Linked DNA regions of Homo sapiens: all the other regions are linked to region 3. A link is an interaction called in ENCODE POLR2A ChIA-PET data of the cell type or tissue named here. Cell type or tissue: B cell. All regions are shown on one strand. Links, peaks and the distances in the headings refer to the core of each region. The heading gives the core; the rest is flanking DNA.

The links. Peaks named below come from ENCODE experiments on the same cell type or tissue, not always from the same donor. Only the 100,000 strongest peaks of a DNase experiment are listed, where the experiment ranks them.
Region 1: POLR2A ChIA-PET joins it to region 3 with 5 read pairs; 3 of 35 experiments call an interaction of 5 or more read pairs at or near these places.
Region 2: POLR2A ChIA-PET joins it to region 3 with 5 read pairs; 3 of 35 experiments call an interaction of 5 or more read pairs at or near these places.

What each region holds. Positions count from the first base shown.
Region 1 is chr16:10,948,216-10,958,593 of GRCh38, reverse strand. It overlaps CLEC16A (C-type lectin domain containing 16A), which reads right to left. Exons shown (of 24, transcript NM_015226.3): 2 at 684-812. Among named protein-coding and RNA genes, the nearest start is that of CLEC16A, 8.8 kb to the right of the region's middle. RefSeq lists enhancers at 4,547-4,616, 8,881-9,030. In B cell, for the core only: CTCF peaks have their summits at 4,280, 4,480 (motif pointing left) and 9,120; DNase peaks (open chromatin) are centred at 2,020, 4,473 and 9,033; H3K4me3 peaks cover 651 bases; H3K27ac peaks cover 1,013 bases.
Region 2 is chr16:11,001,911-11,012,288 of GRCh38, reverse strand. CLEC16A (C-type lectin domain containing 16A) reads right to left here. Exons shown (of 24, transcript NM_015226.3): 11 at 8,984-9,215. Among named protein-coding and RNA genes, the nearest start is that of CLEC16A, 63 kb to the right of the region's middle. RefSeq lists an enhancer at 3,912-4,616 and a silencer at 6,093-6,329. In B cell, for the core only: no CTCF peak of the experiment used is centred there; no DNase peak of the experiment used is centred there.
Region 3 is chr16:11,323,907-11,334,284 of GRCh38, reverse strand. The region is part of intron 1 of LOC105371082 (a long non-coding RNA gene); the gene reads right to left. Among named protein-coding and RNA genes, the nearest start is that of RMI2, 16 kb to the left of the region's middle. RefSeq lists enhancers at 4,822-5,601, 5,660-5,709, 6,600-6,659, 6,720-6,789, 6,880-6,939 and 1 more. In B cell, for the core only: no CTCF peak of the experiment used is centred there; DNase peaks (open chromatin) are centred at 5,194, 5,574, 6,334, 6,704 and 1 weaker place; H3K4me3 peaks cover 2,713 bases; H3K27ac peaks cover 3,174 bases.

The sequences.
Region 1 (10,378 bases), core at 1,172-9,171, 380 kb after region 3:
CACGTCTGTCTTTATCATTTGCTATCATTTATTCCTGTACCAGGCACTAGACAAAGAGAACTTTTTCTCTCTCTTTTAAAGGTAAAGAAACTGAGGCTTAGGGAGATGAAGAGCCTGGCTGAGGACTGCTCACCTAGGAAGTGGTGAGTTGCGGGACCCCTCACTGATTCTGGGTGTGTCACTTTTCCACCGCTTACCAGCTATGTGACCTTGAGCAAAAAAGGGGACACCAACAGGGCCTCTACCATGGGGTGGGTGGGAAACTTAGGTGGACCATCTCATCAGGAGCTCAGCCCTGTGCCTGGTCATCAGTAAACATGGTAACTGGGAGCCCTCAGGGACTCCCCCAGGGCACAGGCCTTCTGTTCATGTCAAATCTAACCACCAGACATGTTCTCCTTCCTTTGGGAAAATAATCAGACACAACCTGAAGGAAAATTACCCATGACATTTTCAGGTTTTCTAGAGACACTCATTTCCATAACTTCCCCATTTTTGGCTTGCATTTCTATAGTGCTTCAAGGGCATTTTTTTTTTTTTTTTACAGCTAGACAGAGATAGATATCTAGGCAAGATCAAATTAGCGTCAAATCCTGACATCATCCAGAATGACTCATAGTATACATTTAGAAAAACATTCAAAGAAGAATAATCAAAGAACAGCAATCATTAGAAACCCTTACTCAAATACAGAGCTGTCATTTTGATCTCCCCAGATCAGGATCTCAGTGATGGAACGGATGGTCTCCACTAGCAGGTTCCGGTTCTGTTCTGTGACTGTGGTGTTTTTGGTCAAAACGTGGTACAGATACCTGAGAGAAATGAGAGAAAAGGAAATTAAAGGTTACCAACTGAAATGCAAGCCAAGTTCCATGACCATTAGCAATATTTTGGAGACAATGCAGCAATGCTTTTTCAGGTTTGGGTAATGCAATTTCCCATTCAGATTAGATGTAACTCACAACCCCAGAAAAATAGCAGACAATGCTTTGAAGGGTTAAACCAAGGACACACCAACCCAGACGGAGACAAGAAAATCGTCAAACCCTTGAAGTCAACTACTCTCAAACTGCAGTGTGCAAGAGAACCACCCGGAGAACTGAATCAAGTGGGGGCTCCTGGAGCCCCCTCGGAAATTCAGATTCAGCAGGACTGAGAGAAGAGCAAGTAGCCACCTGTTTCATATGCTTCCCATCATGTTGATGCCTTCAGAGCAAGTGGGGACATACAGCTCAGGCTGGATGCCTAACACGGGGCCTGCAGCCAGGCTAATGTTGAGGTTTAGAGAGATGGAGCCACAGCTTAGGAAGGCTGGGTCCCACAGCAGTTGCTGGGACAAAAATCACATGCAATTCCCCTTGGAATGCTCACAATCCTTCTCAAGTGCAGTGAGCCCATCAGAACTTATGGCTCAAATGATCTGGGTGGTTTGCAGCCCAAGGGCAATGGTCTTATTTGCTGAGAACAGATTGTTAAATTCACTGAGTTAAATGGGCTGGCTGGGAGCGGTGGCTCATGCCTGTAATCCCAGCACTTTGGGAGGCCAAGGTGGGTGGATCACCTGAGGTCAGGAGCTCAAGACCAGCCTGGTCAACATGGCGAAACCCTGTCTCTACTAAAAATACAAACATTAGCTGGGTGTGGTGGCGAAGTCTGTAATCCCAGCTACTCTGGAAGCTGAGGCAGGGAGAATTGCTTGAACCTGGGAGGTGGAGGTTGCAGTGAGCCGAGATCACACCATTGCACTCCAGCCTGGGTGACAGAGCGAGAGTCTAAATAAATAAATAAATAAATAAATAAGGGCTGCAGAGGCTATGGTGCTGTACTTCATCTACCCAAACAGGCCTGAATGCCAGGTGCTGGAGCTGAGACAGGTAGACACCTTCCAGTCCTCAAGGCCTCTTTGCTGGTGGGGGAGACCAAAAGAATCACCGAGGCCAGTCCTGAGCAGCGCGGGGACCAGAAGCCTAGCTGGATGCCCTGGGAGTGCCACCGGGCACGGCTTTTAAGATGGCTTCTCCAGGGCCCACAGCCCCAGGTAACTTCACCTGTCAAGGGAGCTCAGGCTTGAGAAGGAAAAGCAGACACCAAGAGGAAGTGACTCAGGAAAAGGGCCCTCCTCTCCTGATTTCTTTTATGGCTAACTTCAGTTTTCAGGGCTGGGGGTCTGGTGAGAGCAAGGAAGGAAACGTCTAGATAGGATTGTCCCATCTACAATCTCTAAAAACGGGTAAGACATAAAGAGGAAGCAGCCTGAAGATGAAACAATAAAGAACAATCTGCTATTTAAAGGGGCTAGGGTTTATTTACGAATACTGTTTGTTATGCTTTAAAGACCTAGTATAATCAAGCATTTAATTAATTTATTAGAAATTGCATGTAATTTTTAATATGCAGTAATTAGAAGAGCCCTCAAAAAACACAAATCCTCAACCACTTGTACCCAAATCTACCAAAAGGCTGCGGGAGGGGGCATGGGCCCAGTTTCCCTCTATAATTAGGTAACTCAAACAGCACTTGAACCACCCTGGGATGAATCATTGGAGGACCCACTCCCAAATCTACATCTTCATCTTGCCTCAAGTGCATCTTCCCCAAGAGTTTCAAACGGCAGAGTTTTCCAAACTGCAGTTCCCAGGCATCCTGCATCAGAATCACCTTTGTAAGTTGTCCCAGACCCATTGAATTGGACTTTTGGTGCAGGGCCCCAATCCCACTGAAGTCTGACAGTCACCGCACCACTCCAGCTGTGGCCATCAGTGACACTCTCCACGCAGGCCCCCATGTGCCTGACACCCTGCCAGTGACAAGACATCGTTGGCAATATGGGAGAAGGGCAGATTCTCCCTCCTCTCTTCTGTGTACATCTATTAGCATCACACATCATACTCCTGGTCAATGGGAGACGGTGGCTTAGGTGGGTGGGTCTGCTCTGAAGATCCCCAACAAGAAGAAGAAATTTTAAATTCTTTAGGACCACATGACTTCAATTGATGGGGCTTTCTGCTTAGAATGCCCTTGCTGTCCTTGTCATCCAGCAAACTTTTACATTTCAAAACCCAGCTCGGGCATCTCTTGGTAAAGCGTTCCCCATGCCCCCCTCCCAGGTGGATTTAATTGTTCCCTCCTCACTGGCACCTCTGTACCCACACATATTTGCTACTGCACAGCCCACCCTCATTTGCAAAGATCTGCCTCCCATACTAGACCTGAGCTCCTCAAGGTCAGCACCATCACCTTATTGATCTTGCTGACCCCAATACACTCCAAATGTCTGATACACAGCAGGTGTTCAATAAATGCTGAATGGGGCAGGGGATGGTCTTTGTAAACATAACTTAGATCAAAGCATACACGACTGAACATAGCCAGGGATCCAAACGCCAGACACGGCAAGTGACAGCACAGAGCTCTGGTGAAGAGGTCAGGCTTCGGAGTCTGGCAGACAGACTTGGGCTTGACCTTTGGCCCTGCCACCTCCTAACTGTGGCCTTGGACAAGGCGCTTCACCTCTCTGCAGCTCAGATTCTACACAGTGGTGGGAACAGTCAAGGCTTCCTCACTGGGTTGTTCCAGAGAGGCAACGTGACCATGCACAGAAAGAGCCAAGCACAGCGCCTGGCACAGAGCAAGGGCTCAACAGAAGCAGGCTTGGCTGCCATGGTGATTAGATTATGGTCATTGTGGTGGGGGCCGTTATTCACATTATTACTACATTATCTAAGGAATATTCCAGGAAGGTAGAAAAGAGATCAGGCTAGATTCAAACAGGGAAAGAGGGCTTCAGGGCAGGAGTCGTGATGGGAAGGTTCAGCGAAACCAGAGCAGGAAGTAGAGAAAGTCTGGTATTTCCTGAGAGGCACTAGAGTATATGGTTAATTACAAACACTGGTATAATTAGAACATAGGGTTAATCACAGACACTGGAATGCCTGGGTCTGAGCACACCTCCATCACTTATTAGCTGGGTGATCCTGAGCAGGTTACTTTCCCTCTGTGCACCTCAGTTGTCTCACCAGTAAAATGTAAACAGCAATGGTACCTGAATACTTTAGTATCTACCTATTTTGGTGGTGTTGGGAGATAACAGATAACTAACTTGGCAGTTACTATGTATGATACAAGTGCTAGCTATTGTTATTGTTGCCCTTATTAAATAATTTCTGGGGGAAAAAGACCTAGTAACTACCAGAAGGCCCTTATAGGCAGAGAGGGCAGGGCGGTAAGTCCTGAAAAAAAGATTCTAGGAGCCCCCACGTGCCTGGTTCTCTGCGAGGGCTTCATGTGACCTACAGACTCACAGTAACCTGAAGATGTGCACACTGTTGCCACTGCACAGGACAAGACAGCAAGTGAGGTTTGGCGACGTTCAGTAGCTCGCCCACAGACCTGTGGCCAGGAAGAAAGGTCTGAGAACTCCATTTGTTTCTTGGCCTCTCAATACTTGGTGTTCTTTGCCCTGGTCGGTGGCGCCATCTGCTGGGTATGCAGTGATATTGCGTGGGGGCTTTCTTCCAGTAGTGAAACCGGGTGCCTGTTCATATATGTTTATGGACTGTTTGAATATCTTCTTTTGTGAGGTGCCTGTGCAAGTCTTTTGCCCATTTTTTTTTTTTTGAGACGGAGTCTTGCTCTGTCGCCCAGGCTGGAGTGCAGTGGTGCGATCTCCACTCACTGCAAGCTCTGCCTCCTGGGTTCACGCCATTTCCCTGCCTCAGCCTTCCGAATAGCTGGGACTACAGGCGCCCGCCAGCACGCTCGGCTAATTGTTTTGTATTTTTAGTAGACATGGGGTTTCACTGTATTAGCCAGGATGGTCTCGATCTCCTGACCTCGTGATCCACGTACCTCAGCCTCCCAAAGTGTTTGGATTACAGGCGTGAGCCACCGCGCCTAGCCTGCCCATTTTTAAAATTAGGCTGTGTGGCTTTTTCTTGCTTTTCTTTATATACTCTGACCACAAACCCTTTACTGGAGATAAATATTGCAAATACTTTCTCTGATGGTGGCTTACCTTTTCGTTCCCTTTATACTGGGTCTTTAGATGAGTAGAGGTTCTTAATTTTAATGTAGTTCAATTTATTAATCTTTCCCTTGGATGGTGTTTCTTGTATCAAGCTTAAGAGGTTCTTACCTACCCCAAGGTTATAAGGAAATGCTTTTTACTTCTAACAAAGTTACTGTTTTACTCTTCGCATTCTGACTTTGAGTACATCTGGAACTGATTTCTGTGTAGGATATGAGGTACTGGCCAAAATTAAGTTTTTCTATATGGAAATCTACTTGACCCAGCACCATTTACAGAAAAGGCCCTCACTTCTCTACTGCACTCCAGCGCCACCATTGTCATTAATCAGGTGACTACCCATGTGGGTCTCATTCTGGATACTCCAGTTTCATTGATCTATTTGTCTATCCTTGTATCAAGACCATACTGTCTGATTACTGCAGTTTTACAGTAAATCTTGCCATATAGTAATTAAGTCTTCCAACTTCTTTCCTTCTGTTTTTCAATATTGCCTATTCTTGGCCCTTTTAATCTCCATATACATTCAAAAATCACCTTCTTCATTTCCACAAAAATACGTGCTAAAATTTTCTTAGACTTGCCCTACATCTATGGCTAAATTTGGAGAGAACTGACATATTTACAATAGTGTAACATTCTGATATTTACAGCATTTGTTTCCATGCTCACTTGACAGGAATCTTGCAGATCTATTGTTAGAGTTGCTGCTAGGTAGTCGACATTTTTTTATGCTATTGTAAATGATATTGTTTCAAATATTCATTTTCTAAATGTCTTTTGCTGGTATACAGAAATACTCAGTAGACTGCAAGCTCCAAAGCTCAATGAGGGTTACACCTTCACCTTGCTCGTCTTTCTGTCCCACAATGCCCTGGCACACCGTTTTACACAGTGTTTTAGGAAGAGATGCTCAATATACATTTGCTTGAATGTAATGGGGGGAAAGGCTGAATGGATTAAGATTTAATGTTTTAATGGTGTATCTAATTCCAGGGCTTTGGAAGATTAGGTAATTCAACCACCTCAGAGATATAAACATTTTAATAACTTTTTGTTGTTGTTGTCATTTTCTGAGATGGAGTCTTGCTCTGTCATCAGGCTGGAGTGCAGTGGCGTGATCTTGGCTCACTGCGGCCTCCGCCTCTTAGGTTCAGGCGATTCTCCTACCTCAGATTCCCAGGTAGCTGAGTTTATAGGCGCAGGCCACCATGCCCAGCTAATTTTTGTACTTTTAGTAGAGATGGGGTTTAGCCATGTTGGCCAGGCTGGTCTTGAACTCCAGACCTCAACTGATCTGCCTGCCTCGGCTTCCCAAAGTGCTGGGATTACAGGTGTGAGCCAACTCACCCGGCCCATTTTAATAAAACCTTCTGATTATAAATGTAACATTCACTTTAGAGAAGTAGGAAACTTTGACAACAATGAAAGAGAAACGGCAACCGTGGTGCCTAGAGATGACTGCTGCTGGAGTTGCAATCTATTTCCTCGGGTCTTTTTCTTTGCTATGGATATTTACATAGTTGAGGTCATGTTGCATTATCCATTTCAGTGCCAATCTTATTTCCCACCTCAGCTAAAACAAAAGCACTTTTTTTGGTTATTGACAACTGTTTGCAAATATCTGTAATGGCTACACAGTATGACACTGAAAGGACAAGCACAGTAGCAACTCTTTTGAAGGGCATTAAGATTCCTAATTGTGTGAGTGATAACAATGTTGCTATGACCATCTTTGTATGGAAAGCTGTGTCTTTATCTCAGAAAAGTTTCAAAGGACAGAATAATTACCTTGCTACTTAACGGCAGCAAATTAAAATGTTTCTCTTACAATGATAACCACTGTTAGAATGACAACGTGTTTTCTCAAACTATGTATGTACCTCAGTAAAACAGATGAAGCTTCCTATTACTGCCAGTCTCTGTCTGAGTGCTTCGTTTAATCCCAGAAACAATCGACCCTTTGGGGATGATGCTCTGGGAGCTGAGGCATCTGCCCAGGGCCCTGGTGCAGCACAGGAGGTGCCTAGGTTACAACCAGGCAGACTGAACTCCAGACCCCATGATTACAACCCTTCTAGGACTACAGAAATGCAAACAATGAAGTAAGCAACAATTTTATTGGCCAAGAATTTACATGAGGTTATGAATGCCTAACACACAAAAAATAAATTAAAAAAACACCAAATAGATAAACCAAAAAGGCATGAAAATACTATCAGATCTTATGGAAAGTCCTTATAAAAGGCTCTAACTCCCATTTGTCTGGAAAAGAGCCAGTATTCTCATATCCCCAGCAGGAGCTCTGCAGATGCAGTCTCAATATCCGAGCTTTGCCTGTTAGCTAACTCTCCACCGACAGATGAGCTTCAGAGTTTGAAATGCCTGGAGAAGAGAAACTGTAACCAACACACTCGAGGTGCATCACCAAGGATGACAGACGTAAACAAATCTGGCCTCAATAGCCTCTGCTTTCTCAAGAGTCACTAATTTCACAGGTTAAACCACTACAGTTAATAATGCCCCATATCCTTCAAAAATTAGCAATTCAGTCCATTTCAGAGACAGGAATACTAGGTCCAAGTTCATTTCAGTGACAGCATTTTCTGCACGTGCTATGCCTTGCACCATAATGAGCTTATTAGGATGCTCCTCCTTCAAGATTTTGAAATGTACATTTGCAAGGTGGGGCATGAGAAAGGATAAGCAGAATGATAGGAGGTCTGGGGGTTAGAAATTTACCCCCCAATGTCCACACAGCTCCAAATAACAATGTCTCAGGTGTGGTAGAGGGATGGGAGACACAGAGCCTGTATCTGTCTGGCCTGTTCAGCACTCGGGCAGAGGCCCTGCAGACGTTCCCCAGTGTGTCCCACTCTGTGCCCTGAAAACCACCATCTGGTCAGTGTTCAGCCTTCTGGCCAGCAGGACAAGGAGAAGCTTCACGGAGGGTGGAATCAGGCTAGAGGATTAGAGAAGGTGTTCACAGGCTGTGCTTCCCCTGGTGAATCATCCCCCAAAGATGTCAAACAGGGCCGGCAAGTGAGGCTGGGCCGGGGATGTGTAGGGTATAGGCAGGGCTATACCCTAGCTTTCTTTAGGGCTTTAGCCCTAGAGAAAGTCATGGCTGTGGCACAGGTGCTGTGACTAAACTGGGGAGAACAAGCAGTTGTTGGGAAAAGACTGGCCTTTTCTGAAAACAGAGGTCTGCCTCTCGTTCATCCTGTGACAAATATTTGTTGATTGCTTACTATCTGCCACGTCCTGTGCTGGCATACCAGTACCCAGCTGAACAAGCCATACAGGCTTTCATGATTCTTATGTTCAAATTGGGAGAAAACAACAAAAAAGATATGTAACAAAGGAAGACAATGTCTGATAGCCAAAGGACAGGAACCCCGGCCAGCTTCCTGAGGGTCTAACTCAAGGCCGAGATGAAACTTTAAGAACGCACAGGAGCTAACAGCCGACCCACTCTTTGGCGATGAGAAGTATATAATAATGTGTTAACTGTGTGGGACAGTGTGAACAGGCACAGAAGAAGTTAGAGAAGACAGCAAAACTCTTGTTGGCTGAAGTCACCAGGGCAATTTTTAGGGAAGAACTGGCATTTTCGGGATAGAGCTAGGGATTTGGATGGGCAGGAGGAAAAGAGCAGGGGACCTCAAGTGGGCAGGCGAGGTATGTGTGTGAGTGGACCACCAACAGGAGATACACCTGGATGACAGCAGCTGCTACCGTAACTCACCAGGGGACGGCAGCAGAGCCCCTGCTCCCCGCCCCACCAACACATGTGGAGGCCCACCTCCAGTCTGCCCCTCATCCAATCCATTCTGCCAGCTTCAGCCAGACCACAGCCTTTCTGTAGTTAAAAAACCTTCAGTGGCTCCCTACTGTTCTCACTCATAGTCTGAATTCCTTAAAGTGATTTACAGGGCCCCAGGGGACCTGGCCTCTGGAGACTGCCAAGCATGGCTCTGAGCTTGGGTCCTCACTTCCTCTTCACCCAGTGAACACTCCCCTGCTGAACCACGTGAGTTCTGCCAATGTGCACTGCTCCCCTTGCCCCACTAGGCTTTCTCAAATGCCTTTTCCTCTGCCTGAAACATCCTTCCTTCCACCTGACACCCCGCTGCCTGGTAACAACGACTCACCCCGTTGGTCTCCATTTAAACAGCGTCTGCCTAACAAGGATGTTCCTAACTCCCTGTGCTCCCAAACTAGATGGTGGGAAGGCCTGGAAGAACTTAGACGTGACATAGTGGGAGCCTAGGACCCATAATATGTGGCATGGTGAAGACGATATTTTAAGAAAATCAACATGGCAATATTGTACCCCAAGCTCTAACACTGTCAGTGCCACCTTAGCCAAAACTTGAAAGCACCAAGAGTAGGTGTGCGTCTGTCTACCTGCCATGGATCCATTCTCCGCCTTCTTTGGGCAATAACCCCTGATTCTCCCATGGGGAACCACTCTTTTCTCTCATTCTTTTCCACTAGCTTGAGTGGAGCTAATCCCACTCTTGCTCCAGGGAAGGGAATATGAGTGAGGAATGGCCAATCAGATCCCCCTATACCTTTGGCCAGAGTGACAGTTCAGGGGTGGCATGAGACCTTGCTGGTCCAGGGATACTCAATCTCAATTCTGGACTTCTGCTGGCAATATTGAGAAAAGAAGCTCTCTTTTTCCTCAGGAATGCTAAGCTGATATGATGTAAGCCTGCAGCCTGCCTGAAAATGACACCAACAGGAAAAAGGTAGAGCTGAAAGGTGGAAAAAGGCCGATTTCTGACGGCTCCAAACACCTGGATTCAGCCATGGTTTAGCGGGGACAGACCATTCAGTGACATGAGCTATTCAATCCATTTGAGGCTTAAGGCAATTCTAGCTGGGTTTCTGTCACTGGAACCAAAAATCTTGACCCCCACACAAAGTGGACCAGAATGAAGGCCACAATACAAAAACGACCAATTTCTACCAGCCGCAGACTTGCAGTCCCTGGTAAAGATGATGTTTCAGTAGCAATCAAACGATTCCATCACTCAGGCTTCCGCTTGGTGGTGGACATTTGTCAGTCAATGTCACAGCCTTGCCACTAATCTGGACAATAAACCACCCATGGTGTGTAGCAAATAACCTCTTGACTACTTCAATCTGCCTGAGCTAAATCACTAACTCAGTTCAGCAGACAGAGACCACAGGTATGAAGTTTTCTACCATTTAGCAAAAGTAAAACCCTAACAGGAAAATTCCTTTCCAGTTTGCAAGCTGGGAGTGTTACAAAGAATAATGAAGCTAAAAACAGTTTCCAGCTCTCTGTGCTATCTTCTCAACCTTTCTGTAAATCTCAAA
Region 2 (10,378 bases), core at 1,425-9,424, 320 kb after region 3:
CAGCTCACATTTATTTCAATGTTTAATGCTAGAAGTATTTTGGGCCTTTATGTAGAAGTTAGATATGTTTTCGTGACCAGAAGTATGCCACATGAACTTAACTCCTGTTGATATCAACTCACCTATGGTAAAATTGGTTTCTTTATACATAATTTCCCTTAAGGTCACAGTTTCTAAGAACCTATCCTTGATGTTAAGTGAGGAATTAATGTGCTCAGCTATATATCCTCTATATGGGGATAAGTAAAGTATTGGGGTGGGCATGGGGGAGGGAAAATTGCAAAAACATCCTGAACTGTTTTTTAAGCAATAAACAACTCTAAGTGAAGCAATTCTGAAGCTTTTAGGTGCATTATAAGATTGGGCAAATCAGTGAGTAGACGTTGTTAGGAGTCAGGGCTCTCAGTGTACAAGAAGAAACATACAAATCTAAGATGGGAGAGGACAAGAAAAAAAAAACCTGTAAATTCACTGGAATTGGGGGTACTGGTATGAACATATGATTTCTAAAATACGTGTGTGTACGCATGCTTATATGTATGTATATGTAGGCACATATAAATGTACACTTTGTATATGTACATACATAGATTTCCTAGCTTTCTCCACTGAAAGGGCCAAACTGCAAAGATACCTCAGTAGCGATGAGCACATCCAGTGCCCAAATCTTGGCCTCTAATACCCCTGCCCATGGACAGGAGCCAGAGAAATGGTTAATTCCAAGGACAGGCAGAGGAGGTACTAGATGAACACAGAACACCATGTTATGCCAGAAAGTGTAAGTGACTGCTCAAAAAATCACCAGGCAAGCACATGACAGCCAGCTTGAAAGGGTTCCTGCAGGCCAACTCTGGGACAATTTAAGCACCAAAATAATTAAATACAGTAATGCACTATAAACCATTAGAAAATTGGAATCCATGAGTCCACACCAATAAGAGATAAATAAATAAATGAGAAGAAGGGAAAGGTCTTGCTTACAACAGAATGCCAAGGGCTGACTTTTAAACACAGAGAGAATGTTGAACGTGGAAAATCATCTTTTCCTGCCCATTACGATAGTGACTGAACCAGGCAAGAATCATCAACAAATGTCAAATCTAAGGGGGAATTTTAACAAGGGGCTGAATATCTGTATGATCCCAAAGTGTCTCCCTGTGGACTGCTTATTAGTTGGGAAGAAAAGGAAGGTCATTACACAATACAGAAACTGGGCAACACCTTAGTCATGTGACCAAAACGAACATCACCCAAGAGGGACAGAAGGACATCATGTGCCTCCAGATGTGACACCCTGAGAAGTGCATGACATCACCCATGCCGTGTTCCAGCCAAGAACGCATAATCTCAGTCTAATCACAAGGACACATCACACAAAGACAAAATGAAGGACGTTTTATTAGAACAAAAAAAGGAGGAGGTTCTGTATTCCTCAAAAAAAAGTCAATGTCGCAAAAGAGAAAGAGATCGTGGAAATGTTCCGGAGTAAAGGAGGCTGGAGGCGTGACAACGGAAGGCACCACCCGCCTCTGGATTGGACCTTGCACTGGAGGAGAGAATATGCTAGAAAGACATTATTAGGCCAATACAACAAGAACACAGCAGGAGAATACTATGAATTTGACAGCTGTGCTGTGCTCATGAATGAGAACACCTTAATCTTAGCAAATGCTCATGATGCTTCAGGAGGAAAGGGGCACGATGAATGTGCGTGGGGTGTGTGGGGCGGGTGTGCAGACAGAGAAAATACAATAGGAAAGTAAATGGTATGAAATGTTACAGGGGTAAACTGGGTAAAGGGTAAACAGGTGTTCTTTATACTATTTTTGGCTTTGCACCTTTTGTAAATTTGAAATTATTTTCAAATAAAAAGTTTGGGAAAATTACCATAAGCATAAAACCAGTATAAATAGAAAGCAACTACAAAAATATACATGATGAATAAACAAAAAGGTGCTAGGGCCTGTTGTGTGCATTGAGAAAGGGAGATGAAAGGGAGATTCATGTTTATGAAAGAGGTATTCAAGTACTAAATACCTGTCACAGCAAATATGCAGGCTCCCCCACCCACCCTATCCCCTGCCATGGAGATAATCATTTAGAATTAGAGCTCTTGCACCATCTTCTTTTTTTTTAAGAAACAAGGTCTCACTCTGTCACCCCGGCTGGAGTGTGTGGCACGATCACAGTTCACTGTAGCTTCAACCTCCTGGGCTCAAGGGATCCTTCCACCTCAGCCTCCAGAGTAGCTGGGACTACAGGCACACACCGCTGTGACTGGCTAGTTTTTTATTTTTTGTACAGACAGGGGTCTCCCTATGTTGCCTGGCTGGTCTTGAACTTCTGGGCTCAGGTGATCCTCTTGTGTTGGCCTCCCGAAGTGCTGGGATTACAGGTGTGAGCCACTGCGCCTGGCCACCATATTCTTTAAGGCTCTCCCTGTACCATCTAAAACCATCTCTATATTCTGCAGTGGTAGAAATACTTATGTACCCTCAACTCTGCATGTTAAGGCAGGGGAAACTGAAGTACCAAGGCATTAGTCTCTGCCCCAGGCTACTGTGGGCTCTTTTCTTTGCACTGCCCCCTTAAGTTGTGGAAATGAGTGCCTGCACAGTATCAGTTCCCATGCCAGGCAGCATGGCCCGTCATGTCCAACACTCCAGCGCCTAGCCTTGTAGGTGGTACGGCGCCATCACACAACTGAAGTTTCCCGCCTCTAGGAGCTGAGTAATGTGATTACCATCCCACAGCTCATGAGGCTGCAAAGCTGGGAGCAGGAACTCAAATCTCCAACTCATTTTGCTTTGGCCAGTACCACCCAGACCCTCTGCAGCCTCTATCAATTCTACAAAAGCCTCAAAGGCAGGAATGGATTTGTATACCCATGTTTATAGCGGCATTATTCCCAATAGCCAAAAGTGGAAGCAATCCAAGTGTCCATCAACAGAGGAGTGGATAAAGAAATGTAGTCCAGCCATATAACGGAATTATTATTCAGCCTAAAAAAAAGAAAGAGAAGGAAATCCCCAGCACATGCTACAACATGAATGAACCTTGAAGACTTTATGCTAAGTGATGCAAGCCAGGCACAAAAGACAATACTGTATGATTCCATTTGAATAAACGACCTAGAGCAGTCAAACCCATAAAGACAGAACATCAAAGGGTGGGGTGGGGAGTTATTAAATGGGCACAGTTTTGGTTTTACAAGATGAAAAATGAAAAGCATTCTGAAGACAGATGGTGGTGATGGTTATACAACGTGAATGTACTTTTTTATTTTTTTTGAGACAGAGTCTCGCTCTGCTGCCCAGGCTGGAGTGCAGTGGCGCGATCTCGGCTCACTGCAAGCTCCGCCTCCCGGGTTCACGCCATTCTCCTGCCTCAGCCTCCCGAGTAGCTGGGACTACAGGTGCCCGCCACCACGCCTGGCTAGTTTTTTTTTTTTTTTTTTTTTTTAGTAGAGACGGGGTGTCACTGTGTTGGCCAGGAGGGTCTCGATCTCCTGACCTTGTGATCTGCCCACCTCGGCCTCCCAAAGTGCTGGGATTACAGGCGTGAACCACCGCACCCAGCCGAATGTACTTAACACTACTGAAATGTGCACTTAGAAATGATTCAGATGGTAAATTTTGTTATACGTATTTTACCATAAGTTTAAAAAAAGGAAAAAAAAAGGGAGCAGGGAAGGCCACATCTTTCCACTTGTTGTCCAACTAGTGCCTATGTGGGGAGGCACTGGTGTGGGCCAGGAGAGTCCTGAGGGCCCTCAGCACCCAAGGACGTCCACTTCTGCCTCTCTAAATGACAGCTCTGGCCAGATTCTTGAGCTTCCCTGATACTCTGACACACTCATTTTTCAAATTACAGCAATAATTTAACAACTCGCCCGGGCTGATGTCCATTCGAATCTGATTAGTATTTGGTAAATGAAGTGCTTTTCAGGGAAATGGCAGGCATGGCCTCCCAATAGTCTTTGACTTCACAAATTCAAGGATTTTCTCAGTTGCCCTCTGTGTTCCATATTCCAGCGATCACAGCAAGGACAGACTGAAAAAAGATGGCAAGAGGGGAATAAGACCTTCAAAGGAAGGCTAAGGGGAAAGATGCCTGGCTGGTTACCTAGGATATAAGGGACAGCCTGCATGTAATTGGCTGGCTTTTTAGCAGAATTTCAAGAAGCAAACAGCCCCTGACAACGACCGAGAGTGTGTGCGCTAAGTGCTCTAAGTACTGGGGGCAGCCCTTCCTTTGTTTTTTTATTATCTTCTACTGCCCAGCAGGAGATTGAGTTGAGAACTGTTTTCGGGAAGTTGCTCTTCAGAGGCTTTGTCCTAATTCACCTCTAATTCTCCTCCTTATCCCAGTTAAGCCCATCTGAAAACCTGACAGCCCCACAACATCTCTCTACTGCAGCGCCTGGGCCTGCTGATCCTTCTTCTCCCTCTCTTCCCACCATTACACACACACATACATACAAACACACTCACTCTCACACACATACTCACCTGCACACTCACTAAGCTCACTTACTAGCTGTAGAAATTAACAGAGAAACGGGTCCCACAGAAACGTGCTTGGTGCCCAAGTGGAGGTCATGCAACCACACTCAAATTGCTGTTCGAGCGCCTCACTCTGCCCTCCACCTTGGCCAGGGTTCGTAGAAAGCTCCTGTGTCACATGCTGAACGCTACAGTGTTGATGTTCTCACTTATGACAATCTGAGGCCCAGGCATTAGGAAGTCCCCTCTATAGGTGGAGAAGTGCAGAGAGGGCAATTACTTGCCCAGAGCCACACAGCTGTTCAGGGGCAGAGCTGGGATTCAGATCTCAACTCTCCGATAGTCAGTCCCTGGCTTGCCCCAACCAAGACACTGCCAGGCCTGGGGCTGGCTCTAATTTTGAAAGAGGAGCTGGAAATGAGGCCAGGTTTCATCCCATTTCAGTAGAGACTTCCAAAAGAAAAAGAAAAAGGCAAGATGGGTCTCTAAACTCCCAGGTACCCTCTCAAACCCAGCTAACCTGGCAGGTTCAAAGGCCTATCATCTTTACTTCATGCCCTTGCTGGAATTTCAACAAATGAGTAGGCTTTGAAGGTGAGTCCGGGCAATTACTTTTTCCATAGGCAAAAAAACAGTAGTCCAGCCCTATTTTTACATGAGGAGTTTGAAGGATTCAGTCCCTAGGATATGCTTATTAAGTTACTGCTCTAAGTAAATTCCAAAAGAGATAACTGTCCTTTCAGACTCAAGGGCAAGCTAAAAAACAAGCACGTACCCTAGGAAGTCTGCCTTCCTGGGCAGAGTGAATGCTTCTTTGCCTACAGGGACGATGATATCCTTCTTTTTTTAGTATTTAATTTCTGCAAATTTAGGGGCCCTGTGATTTCTTGGTTGCAGAATGAGTCACCCATTACTTGGGACCTGAGGCAGAGCAAATTCCTCTGTAGACTGGGGAAGGGAGTGGATGGGTTAGGGGTGCACATTCATTTCACACAACTTCCTTGTCTGAGCTTAAATCTGGAGGAGGTGTGAATTCTGGGTGCTGCATTTATAAAAAATAACAACAACAACAACAAAACAATACACACTAATGCCATATCCAAATTGGGTCATGGCAAAACTGTGCCTCGTGACCACATGCCTTTTTTACTCCTGTATTTTCCCCGTCTTTTAAAGTCAAAATTTCACTACTAAAATGGGATTGGCAGGGTATGCAGAGGCAGAGTGTCAGCATCTCTTTCCTTAAGAGTCACCATGTCCATCTGTCGATAAGTCCGTGGATCTAGGGACAATGAAAGGAGCTTCTAGAGAAGAAATAATGTGGAAGAGAAAAGAGCCGCATGTCTATCTCAAAATAGGATGGCAGAAGATGGCCTTGAGAGAGAAGGGGAGTACCCAGAAATACAGTGTGACTTTCTAGGGGGAAATCTGCTATTTCTGCTGGCCCAGCATCCCTGCCCCTTGCTTCTGATAAACGCATCTCATTTTTTACTGAGGGAGCCACTGTAGCATAGATTTGTCATGCGGGCCAGGCCAATCGGTCCAGAATATCTCTGGGGGTGGGAAGAGGACCCAAGTCAGGCCCACAGTACCCACAAGCATTGGCCCCAGGACTTCAGTGGCAGCCACTGGGAAGGAGAAGCCCCCTCTCCACTTGCTGGCCAAGCTGGGACGATGTGAGCGCACCTGGGCCCAGCCCTGTCCAAGCTTCCCAGGAACATGAACAATAAACACCCTCTTTGCTTAAGCCAGTCTGAGTTGGATTTCTAAATCTTGCAATCGCAAATATCAACGTATCTTCACTTAAAAAAAAAAAAAGTCATCATGTGAATTATATTTTCTATATTCAGAAATTTCCAGACAGGAACAATGAGGTCCAGAGCTTCAAGAGGCCATCCAAGACACACAATAAACCTAGATGCTGAGACATGACTGCGAGTCAGATCTCGCATCTTCTAGGCACTGCCCAGCATCTACACTGTTCTCTGGTATGCAATGTGAATGAAGAAATGTGCCTGACACCCTTCCGACTCACAGGAATTAACAGCTGTGCAGTTTCATCCAAACACAGATACCGTCTAAGGAGAGAACACCCACCAACTGCACCTTCACATTTACAAATAATCAAGAGAGCAAATATATAATTCAGAAAGCTCCAGAATACAAGTGCTGTTGCCTGGCAGGACCGGTCTATGAAAGTTGTATGTATTTATGGTGAGCTGAGTGACAAAATGACAGATCCATCATATTTTGAAATGACTAATGTGCTCAAGAAATTAGGAGGGCATCAAAATTGCACAGGTCATTGAGAGCCATGTGTGACTGAGCCCTGAAGCACCAACTGTTCAAGCAAAGCCTCTGGGGAGATTCCTGGGTCCTGTGTGGCACGATCTGGCTAAGTAACCACCTGGAAAACAGGCTTTTGGACGTGGCAGAAATTCGTTCCCTTGTACCCTGCCCAGGGCAGCTGGGCACAGCTTCCAGGAGCCCCTACTCTAATTCAAGCAGTTCAAGCTGAAACAGCAGCCTGCAGAACTGGCCTGAAGCCCCTGTGTGCCAGGACTGGGCTGGCTGGCTGACTAATTTGATTGTGATTTTGGGGCTAAGCCTGTCTGATCCACACCACTGTTAGTCACAGCTGAGGCCTGGTTAGAGAGCATCCTTAAAAGGACTGGAATGAAAGAGGTAGCATCTTTCCAAAACAAAATCGATGAGAACACAATGCACAAAATGAGGTGAAGATGTCCATTTCTCCCCCAGTGTGGCAACAGAACAACTAAACCTAGGGATTAGGCAGACATTTTTCTTCAGCATTAACAACAAAATAATCAGAATGACCCCAATAAGCAAATTAGCATGGCTTACCTTGGGTTTGGCCTTCCCCTCCCCACCACAGTGATATTTATTGGCAAAGGCTTCCCAGGCCAAAAATGAATTCCTAAACCAAAACACCTATTGCACACTTTAAACAGAAATAAGAGGAGGCTGGAGATCTCAACCATAAAAAGAGGTCTCGGTGGCACCAGAGAGACATTTTGGTTACGCTTGTTGAAATGTGATCATGGTATTCACTGACAACTGCCAAGAAAGTCATGATGGAGCAAGCAAGGTGGTGGCGGAGGCATTCTTTGGCTGCAGAATCTCAGGCAACTCCCAAAAGCAAATGAGCTCCCAGTCACTGAACGAGTGGCTCTGTGTTACAGCTTCAGATGCCCTGGACTGGGAAGCTCACGCAGTCCTTGCTGACAGGGCTGTGGAGAGGTGGTTTCAGAGCAGCCACTGTGAGCCCAAGGCCCAGGAGGAGGGCTCACAGGAAGTGTTCCCCACACCCACAGAGACTGCAACCAGACTGCTGAGGAGATGCCAAGTTCATTCCAGAAAGTGTGGCCAGACCTTCCTGAGAAGAGCCCCAGCTCCACTTCTACCAAGTATCAAGCTCCCCATCACTTCCCGCTGCCCCCAGCCCCAGTGCCCAGGACGACGGGCAGAGACCCCAGCTGTGTGGCTGTGAGCCTGGCCCATGACACAAGCAATAGGGCAGTTCCATTCTGCTTAATCCCAAGAGTAAATGATCTCCAATTCAAGAAGGTTTTAGCATCTCAACGAGAGGGAGGTGAAAAATTGACCAGAATTCCCAAAAAGGGCAAAAGGAGGAATGAATGATTTTGCTTACAGAGCACATACGTACTACACACGAGTGCACCTCATTCTAAACAGACAGGACTTAAAAAACCTTAACGTAAGAATTGAGAGAATTATATTTGATTTTTCAGTATTTTAAAAATACTAAACACTTTTTTTTTTTTTTTTTTTGTAGAGACAGGATCTCGTCATGTTGGTGAGGCTGGTCTCAAGCTCCTGGGCTCAAGTGATCCTCCCACCTTGGCTTCCCAAAGTGCTGGGATTAAGGTGTGAGCCACTGCACTCGGCCTACAAGCATATCATTTCATTAAACACAAATCCTCTTTCTTCCCGCAGTGCACAGGATGCAAATCATAACCCCAGGTTATTGGGAATAATTATATCAGTAATAAGGATAAAGATAATAATAATTCCATGCTGCTCCTACTGTCATAATAATGACGAACACTTCTGCAGCATCGAAGCCTTTGCAGCATTTAGAATGGGCCAGGCACTGTTTGGAGCACATTGCACATATTCGCTCATTTAATTCTTGTATGAACACTACAAAGTAGGTACTATTTGTTACCCTCCTTTAATAGGTGAGGAAAACTGGCCCCAGGTCACCCATCCCATGAGGGCGGGACTTGCCCTGGACCTGCATATGACATACACCTACAGCAGCCTCCGAGTGGCAGGGCTGTATAGAATGAGGTACGCCAGTGTGAGGTAGGAATCGAATCACTGGCTGGACACTGTGGGGAGCAGAAGTCTGGGTGGAGAGGGCACAGGTGGCAGCCTCGCTGGCGGGCTGGCTGGCGGCGCAGGCACAGGGCGGCGTTCATGGGGACACTCACCTTCACTCTCCCCACTCGTCTTGATGCCTTTTGAACCACCCTCTGTACCTTTAGCCTTCTCGGCGTCTTCTTGGGCATCCTCGGTGGGCCCTTTCTCCTCATCTTCTTCTTCCCCAACGTTTTTGTAGTTGGGTCTCTTTTGCACCCGCCTCTTGCCCTTGTGCTTGTTCATCTCAAGGGACCGCTCGAGTGTCTCGGTGGGTTTAATGAAGCACCGAATGCTGGGCTTGGCCTAGGAAAGTCCAACGAAGGCAACAGGTGAATTTGAACACTAGAATCCTGCTGGATGCTATCAAGTTGCCCAAAAGTTTCTGTCCTAAGAAACTCATCTCCAAAAGAAACCATTATATCATAAGATAGCTGCACTCGCATGCTTACTGCGGGACTATTCACAATAGCAAAGACATGGAATCGGCCTAAGTGTCCACCAACAGAGGACTAGATAAAGAAGATGACATGTATACACACGATGGCATAGTATTCAGCACTAAAAAAGAAGGAAATCATGTATTTTGCAGCAACATGGGGACGATTATCTTAAGTGAAATAACTCAGACACTTACTGCATATTCTCATAAGCAGGAGCTAAATAACATGTGCACATGGCAGCAGAGTGTGGGATGATGGACAATGAGACTGGGAGGGGTGGTGGACTTGGAGGGGGTGGATGATGGGAGGGTGTTTGGTGGGTCCAGTGCGCATTACTCCAGTGATGGATGCAATGAAGGTCCTGACTTCACCACAATGCAATACATCAATGTGGCAACACTGCCATTTTACCCCATGAACACAGACAATAAAAACATATTTTAATAAAGAGAAATTAATCTCCAAAACAAATGCCACCTCCAGATCTATTATTATGCCCATTATTAACATCATCATCAAATAATCAAAACAACAGTGCCAGCTACCATTTACTGTCTACTGCCCTAAGTCAGAAATGGTGCACTTTACCAGCAGCAGCTCTACACTCCCCAAATATTAGCTGTTTGTGTAAGGAGAACTTCTGATGAACACTTCTGTGGTACTTTCTTATGTGTCAGATGCTGTTCTCAGGCTCTGACTATATGATCTCACTTGAACTTTATAGCAACTGCATGAGATATTACTGTGTCATCCTCATTTTACAGGTGAAGAAACTGAAGCACAGAGACAGAAAAGGATCTGCCCGAGGTCACACAGCCAGGAGGTGGCAGAGCCGGGATTCAAAACCACGTACCAGCCACACAAGCTGTGTCTTAGCTACAGCCCACTGATATTATTATTAATTTTAACCCAAATAAGTTCATTTTAAACAAAACTATCACTACAGGCAATGGAACACTAGCGTGCCTTGCTATTATATTAAACATAAATAACCAGAAAGAAAAAGCCAGGTGTAGTGGGTGTTGT
Region 3 (10,378 bases), core at 767-8,766:
AAAAAAGCACTAAGCTGAATTCGAACCTGGGTCTGCCTGACTCCACAGACCTGGGCTCCTGGGTCTGCTCCCTTCCTGTCCCCACACCTGTCCACACCTTCTAAGGGCCACTCTAGGGAGCTGAAGCAGCCAGGCCTCCCAGGAGTGTCATGGCCATGGTGGGGCTGGAGATGATGAGATTCAGTCTTGGTGAAATCTAAAAACTCGATGGCCAGTATCCCTACACAAACAGTCCTGGTCTGTCTGGGGTTGCTGCTGGATCCCAAAACAATGCCTGGGGCATAGCTGTTCAGTACATATTTACTGAATGAATGGACGAATGACAGGGTTATGGCTTGAGAAGAGTAACAAGTCAGGTTCCCAGGGAAGCCCACGGACGAGTGAGCAGGTTTATTGGGGAGTGCTCTTGGAGGCAGCACCTGCGTGGGAGTGAGGTCAGCAGGACCAGGCAGAGGAGTTGAGCTGCGATGCAGATGCAGTCGCAACAAAGGCCTCAGTCATCCCTGGGGAAAGTTCTGGAGCTCAAGTAGCACAGCAGAGCTGTCCTGCCTGGGGAAAAGGGGGCCGGGCTTTTGTACTCCATATTCACCAGTCTTTGGAGGTGTGCTGACCCGTGGGGTAGGGGGTCTAGGGGGCCATGCCCAGAGAGGGACTCAGCTGGGCACAAACCATCAGCCACCAGCTCTCCCAGCAGCTGGGGAGTGACTGCCTCTGTGTAGAAGGGGGACCCGGGCACACACCAGTGTCCACTACAGCAGGCATTTGGTCCTCTCTCTCCTTGGGCTCAGTTTAACTCAGCTGCATGTAGTTACCACCAACATCCATTCATTCATTCAACAAACATGTGGTAAGCACCTACTATATGCCAGATGCCATGCCAGCCCGTGGCTATGGAAACGTACACGGCAGATGCAGCCCCTGCCAAAGGAAGCAATAGTCAAGTGGGGCGACAGACACAGAAACAGACACCACAAGATCACATCACTGCTTTCATCTCCTACTCACTGCTTTGCTGTTCGTAGACATGCCAGGTAAGCTGCCTCAGGACCTTTGCTCATACCGCATCTTTGATATCCATTGTATAACTGATACTGACAGCTCGTCTCAACTCATATTAAGCCACCATTCAAGTGCTCAGTCACCCCATGTGGCTTGTGGCTTCTGTATTACAGCAGCTCTGAGTCGGGGAAGGCAGGGGCTTTTTTCTGTTGGCTACAGGTCCCTGGACATGAATTATCCACATTTTCCTCGACTTTTCAATAAACCAAGAAGGAGACCTGCTCCGTCACTGGCAGGACTGTGCACTCCCTGTGGAAACATCTGTTTGCAGCCCCCCACCATGTCCTTGTCATTAATTTCATTAAAAATTATCTTAAGATAGAGTCTTGCTCTGTGGCCCAAGCTGGAGTGCAGTGGCATGATCATAGCTCACTGCAGCCTCGACTTCCTGGGCCCAGGTAGTCCTCCTGCCTCAGCCTACTGAGTAGCAGGGACCACAGCTGCATGCCACCACACCTGGCTAATTTTTAAATTATTTGTAAACATGGGGTCATCACTAGCTGCCCAGACTCGTCTCAAACTCTGGGGCTCAAGCGATCCTCCTTCCCTACTCTCCCAAAGTGCTGAGATTACAGGTTTGAGCCACTGCGCCTGGCGAAAGTTAGCTTTAATTCAGCACTTACTGTGTGCCTGACACTGTTTTAAGTCTTTGCATAAATTATCTTTTTTTTTGGGGGGGGGCGGACAGAGTATCGCTCTTGTCGCCCAGGCTGGAGTGCAATGGCGCAATCTTGGCTCACTGCAACCTCCTTGTTCCGGGTTCAAGCAATTCTCCTGCCTCAGCCTCCCAAGTAGCTGGGATTACAGGCATCTGCCACCACGCCCAGCTAATTTTTTTGTATTTTTAGTAGAGACAGGGTTTCACCATGTTGGCCAGGCTGATCTGGAACTCTCGGCCTCCCAAAGAGCTGGGATTATAGGTGTGAACCACCATGCCTGGACACGTAACCTCATTTAAGCCTCCTGATCACTCTGTACAGCAGATACAATGATTGTACCCATTTTACAGATGAAGAAACTGAGGTTCAGAGAAGTCAAAGAATGTGCTCAAAATCACACAGCTTGTGCAGGGAAGAACCTGATATGAAACCCTGGCAGGCTGGCTCCAGAGCCTGTGTTCCTAATGTGTTAGGAATGTGTTCTCACTCATTCACACTCAGTCATTCAACAAACACTGGCTACTGGATCAAGGTGGAGGTACATGGGGCTGGCAAGTCAGGAGCTCTGGAGCCAACTGTTTCTCTGCCACTGCCTGGTTGAGTGGCCTTGGGCAAGACACTGTCCCTCTCTGAGCCTCACTTTCCCCTTCTGTGGAATAAAGGGACTGGACCATCCTAACTCATGTTTTTTCTACAGAGAGGACCTCTGTCTACAGCCAGACTTGATAATGAATTCCCCAGGAGTCCAACCTCTGGCCCTAAAAAGGGGGTTCAAGGAAATCCTCATACCCCACCTCTTTCAACAGCACTGGCCAATGGCCCCCATGCTGCAGGTAAAAACATGGCCAAAGATATGGATGAAACAAAATCCAATCCAGCCAGGCACGGTGGCTCACGCCTGTAATCCCAGCACTTTGGGAGGCCGAGACGGGCGGATCACGAAGTCAGGAGATCGAGACCATCCTGGCTAACACGGTGAAACCCCGTCCCTACTAAAAATACAAAAAAAATAGCCGGGCATGGTGGTGGGCGCCTGGAGTCCCAGCTACTCGGGAGGCTGAGGCAGGAGAATAGTGTGAACCTGGGAGGCGGAGTTTGCAGTGAGCCGAGATTGCGCCACTGTACTCCAGCCTGGGCGACAGAGCGAGACTCCGTCTCAAAAAAAAAAAAAAAAAGAAAAAGAAAAAAAAATTCCAACCCAAAAACAAAAGGCAACATTTATTGAGCACTTACTCTGTGCCTTATGTGTCTCATTCATCCTCACAATAACCCAATGGAGTTGGCACTGTTCTTATACCCATTTTACAGAAGTGGGAGATTGAGGTCTACAGAGATTTAACTTACCCAGGTCAAACAGAGCAGAATCACATCCGCTCACCATACAACCCAGCGTTTCCACTTCTGGGTGTCTAACCTAGAGAAATAAAAACTTAGATTCAAGGCTGAGTGTGGCATCTCACGCCTGTAGTCCTAGAACTTTGGGAGGTCGAGGTGGGAGGATCACTTAACCCCTGAGGTCAAGGGGGCAGTGAGCTATGATCACACTACTGCACTCCAGCCTGGGCAACACAGCAAGACCCTATGTCAAAAAGAAAAGAAAACTTACATTCACACAAAAACCTATACATAGATGTTGAGGGCAGTCTATTCATCATCACCCCAAACTGGAGACAACCCAATTTAACAGAGGAATTTAACAAGCTGTGGTACATCCACACCATAAACTACTACTCAGCAGTGAAAAGGTGTGGACTACCGATACAACCAGCAACTTGGATGAATCTCAAATACTTGGTGTTGGGCAAAAGAAGCCAGACCCAAAAGTACACATCTACAGGATTCCATTCATCTGACATTTGGGCATAGCTACAACTCTAGGGACAGAAAACAGACCAGTGATTGTCAGGGGCTGGGAGCAGGGGAGGGGATGATGACAAAAGGGTAGCAAGTGGGAATTTTTTGGAGGGATGAAATTATTTTGTGTACTGGTTGTGGTGGTGGTTAGATGACTCTCAGCTGTGTCAAAATTTAGAGAATGGGGGGCTGGGCGCAGTGGCTCACACCTGTAACCCCAGCACTTTGGGAGGCTGAGGTGGGTGGATCACTTGAGGTCAAGAGTTCGAGATTAGCCTGGCCAACATGGCAAAACCCTGTCTCTTCCAAAAAATACAAAACTTAGCCAGGCATGGTGGTGGACACATGTAGTCCCAGCTACTTAGGAGGCTAAGGTGGGAGAATCGCTTGAACCTGGGAGGCGGAGGTAGCAATGAGCTGAGATCATGCCACTACACTCCAGCCCGGTCAACAGAGTGAGTCTCTGCATTAAAAAAAAAAAAAAAAAAAAATATATATATATATATATATATACACACACACATATATATAGAATGGCACATACATACCCAGAACAGAATCCCAGCCCCGTGCAAATGACAACTTGTCACAGGTGGTGGCCCAGCTGGAAAATATTTGTTTCTTCTTCAGGGACTTCAGTCAAGAAAGCCCAGTAGTACCTAAGTTAACTACCAAGGAGAAGAGGGAGTAGAGAATGACTGCTTAATGGATACAGAGTTTCCTTTGGGAATGATGAAAATGTTTTCCAACTAAAGAGAGGTGGTAGTTGCACAACGCTGTAAATGTACTAAGCACCACTGAATTGTTCATTTCAAATTAGTTAATTTTATGTTACGTGAATTTCACTTCCATTTATTAAAAATAGGTTCCAGGCCAGGCTCACGCCTATAATCCCAACATTTTGGGAGGCCAAAGCGGGAGGATCGCTTGAGCCCAGGAGTTCAAGACCAGGCTGGGTAACAGGGAGACCCCCGTCTCTACAAAAAATTAAAAAATTAGCTGGGCATGGTGTTGTGTGCCTGTAGTCCCAGCTACTTGGGAGGCTGAGGTGGTAGGATCACTTGAGCCTAGGAAGTCGAGGCTGCAGTGAGCTGTGATCATGCCACTGCACTGCAGCTTGGATGACAGAGCAAGACCCTGTCTCTAAAAAAAATAAGTAAATAAAAAAGGTTCGACTCCCCCCTCAAAAATAGTATCCAGGGATAACTGTGCCCTAAATCTACCCCCAAGAAATTCAGGCCCTTTGAGAGGTTAAGTAACTTACTCAATGCCTCACAGCCAGGAAGAGGTTGACCCTGAAATCAGCCTGCCTCCAAAGCTCCAGTTCTTTCTACTGGAGACGGGAGAAAATGGGTTAAATATCACTCATCCCTTTCTCTCCAGGGAATTCCTCAGGAATTCCTTTCCCCTGGAGCAGTGTGACTTTATTTACATAAAAACTCTTCCAGGGACAGAAACAAGAAATGCAGACCAGTACCAGTATATTGTTGTACCTGTAACAGACCCTTTTTCTCAAAATAACCGCAATTCTGTGAAAGTGGAAGTGTTCTAGAAAATCGAGACAGAGCATCACTCCACGTGTTTGCACAGAAAGAAACAAACCTTCTGAGCAGTGCGCTGAATCCAAACGCCTGATTTCACAGGGAAGGAAGGAAAAGCGGGGTACATGAGACGTTGAAATGCACCCCCCAGGGCAGTAGGGGCATTTTTTTGAGTGAGTTTGGGATGGGGTTAGGTGGGAGGCAGGGGGATGGACAAAATGAACACCTGCCAAAGCCCCAAAGCAGTTTCTCCAACCCAGAATGCCCTGACCACCAGTGAGGGGTAGTTTCCCAACTGTCCTGGTATGAGGTTTTCTGGGGGGCCTGACCTTCATTCGAAGTTCAATGAAGCACACAGCGCCCCTGCATCAGAGATTGCTTCTGAGGGACTCAAACCTCAGCCTTGCAAAACAGCGACACTTGAGTGAACCCAGCTGGAGACAAAGGAAGTGTGAGTCAGCCCAAGAATTTCTTTTAAAAGGCCGAGTGAAGGAGGCCACAGCTGCTGAACTGGAAGACAGAATTTGCATGAGCCTGGGGCTAGGCTCTGGGCACCAACCTCCGGATGTCCTCAGGGATCTGTGAGCAGAGAGGCCTGGCTGCAAAGGGTCTGGAGGACGGCCCTTCTGCTAAGGTGTCCGCTCCCAAGGCAGAGGGCTTGGGGGAGCTGGAGGAGGCTGGGTTCCAGGAGGGGTGGCCAGGTAAGTCCTTGGGCCAGTAGGGAAGAAGTCCAACTGTGTACAAACGTTACCTCTGAGCCACACCACTACCCTGCCAGGAGGTTTGATGTGGTCCCATTTTACAGAGGGGAAGACTGAGTCTGATTTCTTCACTCAACAAGTGCTCACTGAATGCCTGGGATGCAGCGGTGAACAAAACCAACAAAAGACCCTGCTTTTATGGAGTTTATAATCTGGTGAAGGATGGGGAGAGAGCAAGAGACAATTTCGGGTGCTAAGCACATGCAGATGAAGAAAATAAACCAGGAGGGGTGGGGAGAGGGGCTTATCTGCACAGGCTCCCTCAGCTGAGACCTGAATGACAGAAGGGGCTGGTGGGCTGGGGAAGGGCCACTCCCACCAGAGGGAATGGCGAATGCTAAGGCCCTGCAGCGGGAGCGACCCTGTGTGTATGAGGAACAGAAAGGCCAGTATGGGTGCGCAGTGATGGGGGAGCAGTCAGTGATGCAGTCAAGAGGTCGGTGAGGCAAGATCAGGTAGAGACTCACAGGCCACTTAAAGGAATTTGGATTTTGCTTTAAATGTACCAGGAATGCGCATTTTTGAGGGGAGGGGTGGGGAGAGACAGAGAGAGGAGGCTGGGCACAGTGGCTCACATCTGTAATCTCAGCACTTTAGGATGCCAAAGTGGGAGGATCACTTGAGGTCAGGAAACCAGCCTGGCCAACATGTCAAAACCCCGTCTCTACCAAAAATACAAAAATTAGCCGGGCGTGGTAGTGGGTGGCCTATAAACCCATCTACTTGAGAGGCTGGGGCAGGAGAATCACTTGAGCCCGGGAGGTGGTTGCACTCCAGCCTGCGCAACAGAGGGAGATTCCATCTCAAAAAAAAAAAAAGAGAGAGAGAAAGAGAAAGAGAGAGACATGACCTGATTTTCGTTTTCAGTAGACGCCCCTGGCCGCCGCGTGGAGACTGGGCTGTGGGGGCAGAGGAGTGGAGAGACTAGCCAGGAGGCTGCAGCTGCGGTTTCACTCTACTCCCCACGGCCCGATGAGGGGAGACAAAGACAGAACTCAAGGATGGACTTGGTTTGGGACTTGAGCGACTGGGTCCATGCAGGTGTCCTTGCCTGAGGCAAGGATGGTTTGAGCCAGGGCACCCAGCCGGAGCTGGCTAGACTCCCTTTCTCCCGTGCCGCCCACCCCACAGAAGGCCCGGAGCGTTCATGCTGGCATTCAGGGACCTCCACACCCCTCCCTCCTCTTGCCTCTCCATTTTGACCTCACGCTGCTCCCCATGGCCACAGAGCTCTTGTCTCTCTCTCCTGACATGCCATGCTCAGTCCCAGCTCCAGACCTTTGCTCACGCTGCTCCTGCCTGAGGGCCCTTCCTCCTCCCTTGGCCTGAGTGGAGGCCTGAGAAGGGCTTTATAGAGCAGTGGCTCTCAAGCTAGCACCTGCCTGGATTTGAATTCCAGCACGACCACCTCCTAGCATGTGATCCTAAGCACGTTCCTTAACAGGACTCAATTTCTTCATCTGCCAAGTAAGAGTGAAAATATAAGTGCTGACCATGTGGGGTAGTTGCAGGATTAAAGAAGAAGCACTCATTCGTTTCACTCTGGGAACAAGAGAAATGTCAACCTGGTTAGCCAGTGTTACTTCCTAGTGGCACAGAAATGGCATGAGGGACTGGGCACGGGGGCCCACGCCTGTAATCCCAGCACTTTGGGAGGCTGAGGTGGGAGGATTACTTGAGCTCAGGAATTCGAGACCAGCCTGGGCAACACAGGGAAACCCTGTTTCTAGAAAAAATTAAAAAATTAGCCAGGTGTGGTGGTGCACACCTGTGGTCCCAGCTACTCTGGAGGCTGAGGTGGGAGGATCACTTGAGCCTGAGAGGTTGAAGCTGCAGTAAGTGGTGATTGCACCACTGCACTCCACCTGGGCAACACAGCAAGACCCTGTCTCAAAAAATAAAATATAAAATAAAAAATTTTTTAAAGCCTGGAGAAGCAACCGCTCTTTACTATCGCATATGGCTATATGGAAAGGGAAAAGGCTCTGGCCCACCGGGAGGGCTGTCTCCTTCATGGCCAAGTCTCCAGAGCCTCCCAGTGTCTACCCACTGGACAGAGGAACGGCCACAAGCACGCAATCATCCCTGCCCCCTGCAAGGACTTCCTACTCAGCTTTTACAGGAAGGGACTCGAAGCCAAGAGTGACACAGTGGATACACCATGGGTGGTTCCTTCCCAAGTCTTTCTGGCCAGCAGGGCCCTGGTGACATCTGAGATACTGGGTAGAGACTCATGTTTCGCTTGAAATGCAACAGGGACTCTTTGGAGGGTTTTCAGAGAGACAGAGGAGAGGCGTGATCTGATTTTCACCTTCAGTAGAATGAAAGTGAACCCACATTTCCCAGGGCAGCTCTACCCTGGCCAGTCCCAGTAATGTGACTTCCCTCAGACTCCCATGGGTGGCTTCATGCCGCAGATGCCAGGGATGGTGGGGCCTGCGGCCAGCTGGGGGCCGGGTGTCCTGCCTTCACCTACATCCCCTCTACACCCTGCAACCAGAGGCTTGAAAAGGGGAAGCCATAAGTCAGATCAAGCCTAGGCTGTGGTGCCCACTGCCACTGCTGTGGGATGTCTGCTGGAAGATGAGACCATGAGGTTTACAGGAATTGGAGCCTCTGACTAGCACTGAATGTGAAAGCAAAACTCACACGCATGCACACTCAGGCTATTGCAGACACAAGCAGACACATGGCGGCACATTCACTCCCATACACATAAGCATATATACACGCACATACACACACATGCATGTGTGTGCATGACTGCATACACAGGTGTGCATACACTCATCCACTCATGCATACACTCTGAGGCGCAGGCACACATACGCATGCACACAGACACAAAGGCTCCCAGACCCCTCTCACGTAGTCTGCCCACTTGCAACCGTAGGCTTGCTCTCCCTGGACCTCAGACCCACTCACATTCCCAGCTCCTGCCAAGAGATACACCCATTTTCCACCAGTGGAAACACACACACTCACACACACCCAAGAGCCCAGGACCATGGCCTCCAAGCAGCCCTGCACACACAAGAGAGCTGCTTGTACATGGGCACTGTCCCACAAGCCTGCCAGACCGCATGGTTGTGCACACATGCACACAAGCGCACACCAATATCCCTTCTCTCTCTTTCTCTCTCTGAGTTCACAGAGGTCAGCCTCAGAAACACAGAGAACACCTTGCTCAGGCCACTTTGACTGCAGCCAGTGGCACTTTCCGGGCCCCTTGCTGCCCCAGCCTTACCCGGCATCAAAGTCTACACTCCTGGATTTCACTGGAGTGTGCCCTCGGCCTGGAACACCCTTCTGCCTGCTCTTCCCCCTGTCCCAACATGCCAAATCGCCAGCTCTCCCCTGCCCATCCAACCAGGAAGCTCCCAGCAGTTACAGGGCACTAAAGTGTGGAGGTCCTGGGCCAGCTTGTGCTCCTCCATAAAAGTCTTAACCTCTCTGGACCTCAGAATCCTCATTACTAAAATGAAGTTCATTATTAGCATCAGACAAACCTTATTTCCTTGAGAAGGGTTTCATGTCCAGCCAAGCACATAGTAGGGGCTCAGGAAAAAAGCTCATTAAAAGAATAACAATGGGCCTGGCATGGTGGCTCACACGTGTAATCCCAGCATTTTGGAAGACCAAGGAGGGAGGACTGCTTGAGCCCGGGAGTTCAAGATCAGCCTGGGCAACATAGTGAGACTCTGTCTCTGTAAATAAAATAAAGTAAAATAAAATAGGCCGGGCACAGTGGCTCACACCTGTAATCCCAGCCCTTTGGGAGGCCAAGGCGGGTGGATCCCTTGAGGTCATGAGTCTGAGACCAGGCTGGCCAACATGGTAAAACTCTATCTCTACCAAAAACACAAAAAATAGCTGGGCATGGTGGTGGGTGCTACTTGGGAGGCTGAGGCGCGAAAATTGCTCAAACCCACAACAGGGGGGTTGCAGTGAGCCGAGATCATGCCATTGCACTCCAGCGTGGGTGACAGAGCGAGACTCTGGCTCAAAAAATAATAATAAAATAAAATAATTTGAAATTTTAAATGCTCAACATACCATGTTTGTAATCCCAGCACTCTGGGAGGCCGAAGTGGGGGTACTGCTTGAGCCCAGGAGTTGAGACCAGCTTTAACAACATAGCAAGACCTCATCTATACAAATAATAATAACAAACTTAGTTGGGTGTGGTGGCATGAGCCTGTGGTTCCAGCTACTTGGGAGGCTGGGTGGGAGAATTGCTTGAGCCTGGGCAGTCAAGGCTGCAGTGAACCATGATTGCGTCACTGCATTCCAGCCTGGGCAACACAGCAAGACCCCATCTCCATAGATTAGATAGATAGATAGATAGATAGATAGATAGATAGATTAGATAGATAGACAGACAGACAGACAGGTAATAAACCAATGACAATGACGTCCACAACAGACTGAGACCCTGCCATGTTTAAAGAACCCTGTGAACCCTCCCAGCAAACCTAGCAGGTGACAGGGCTCCCATCTCCCA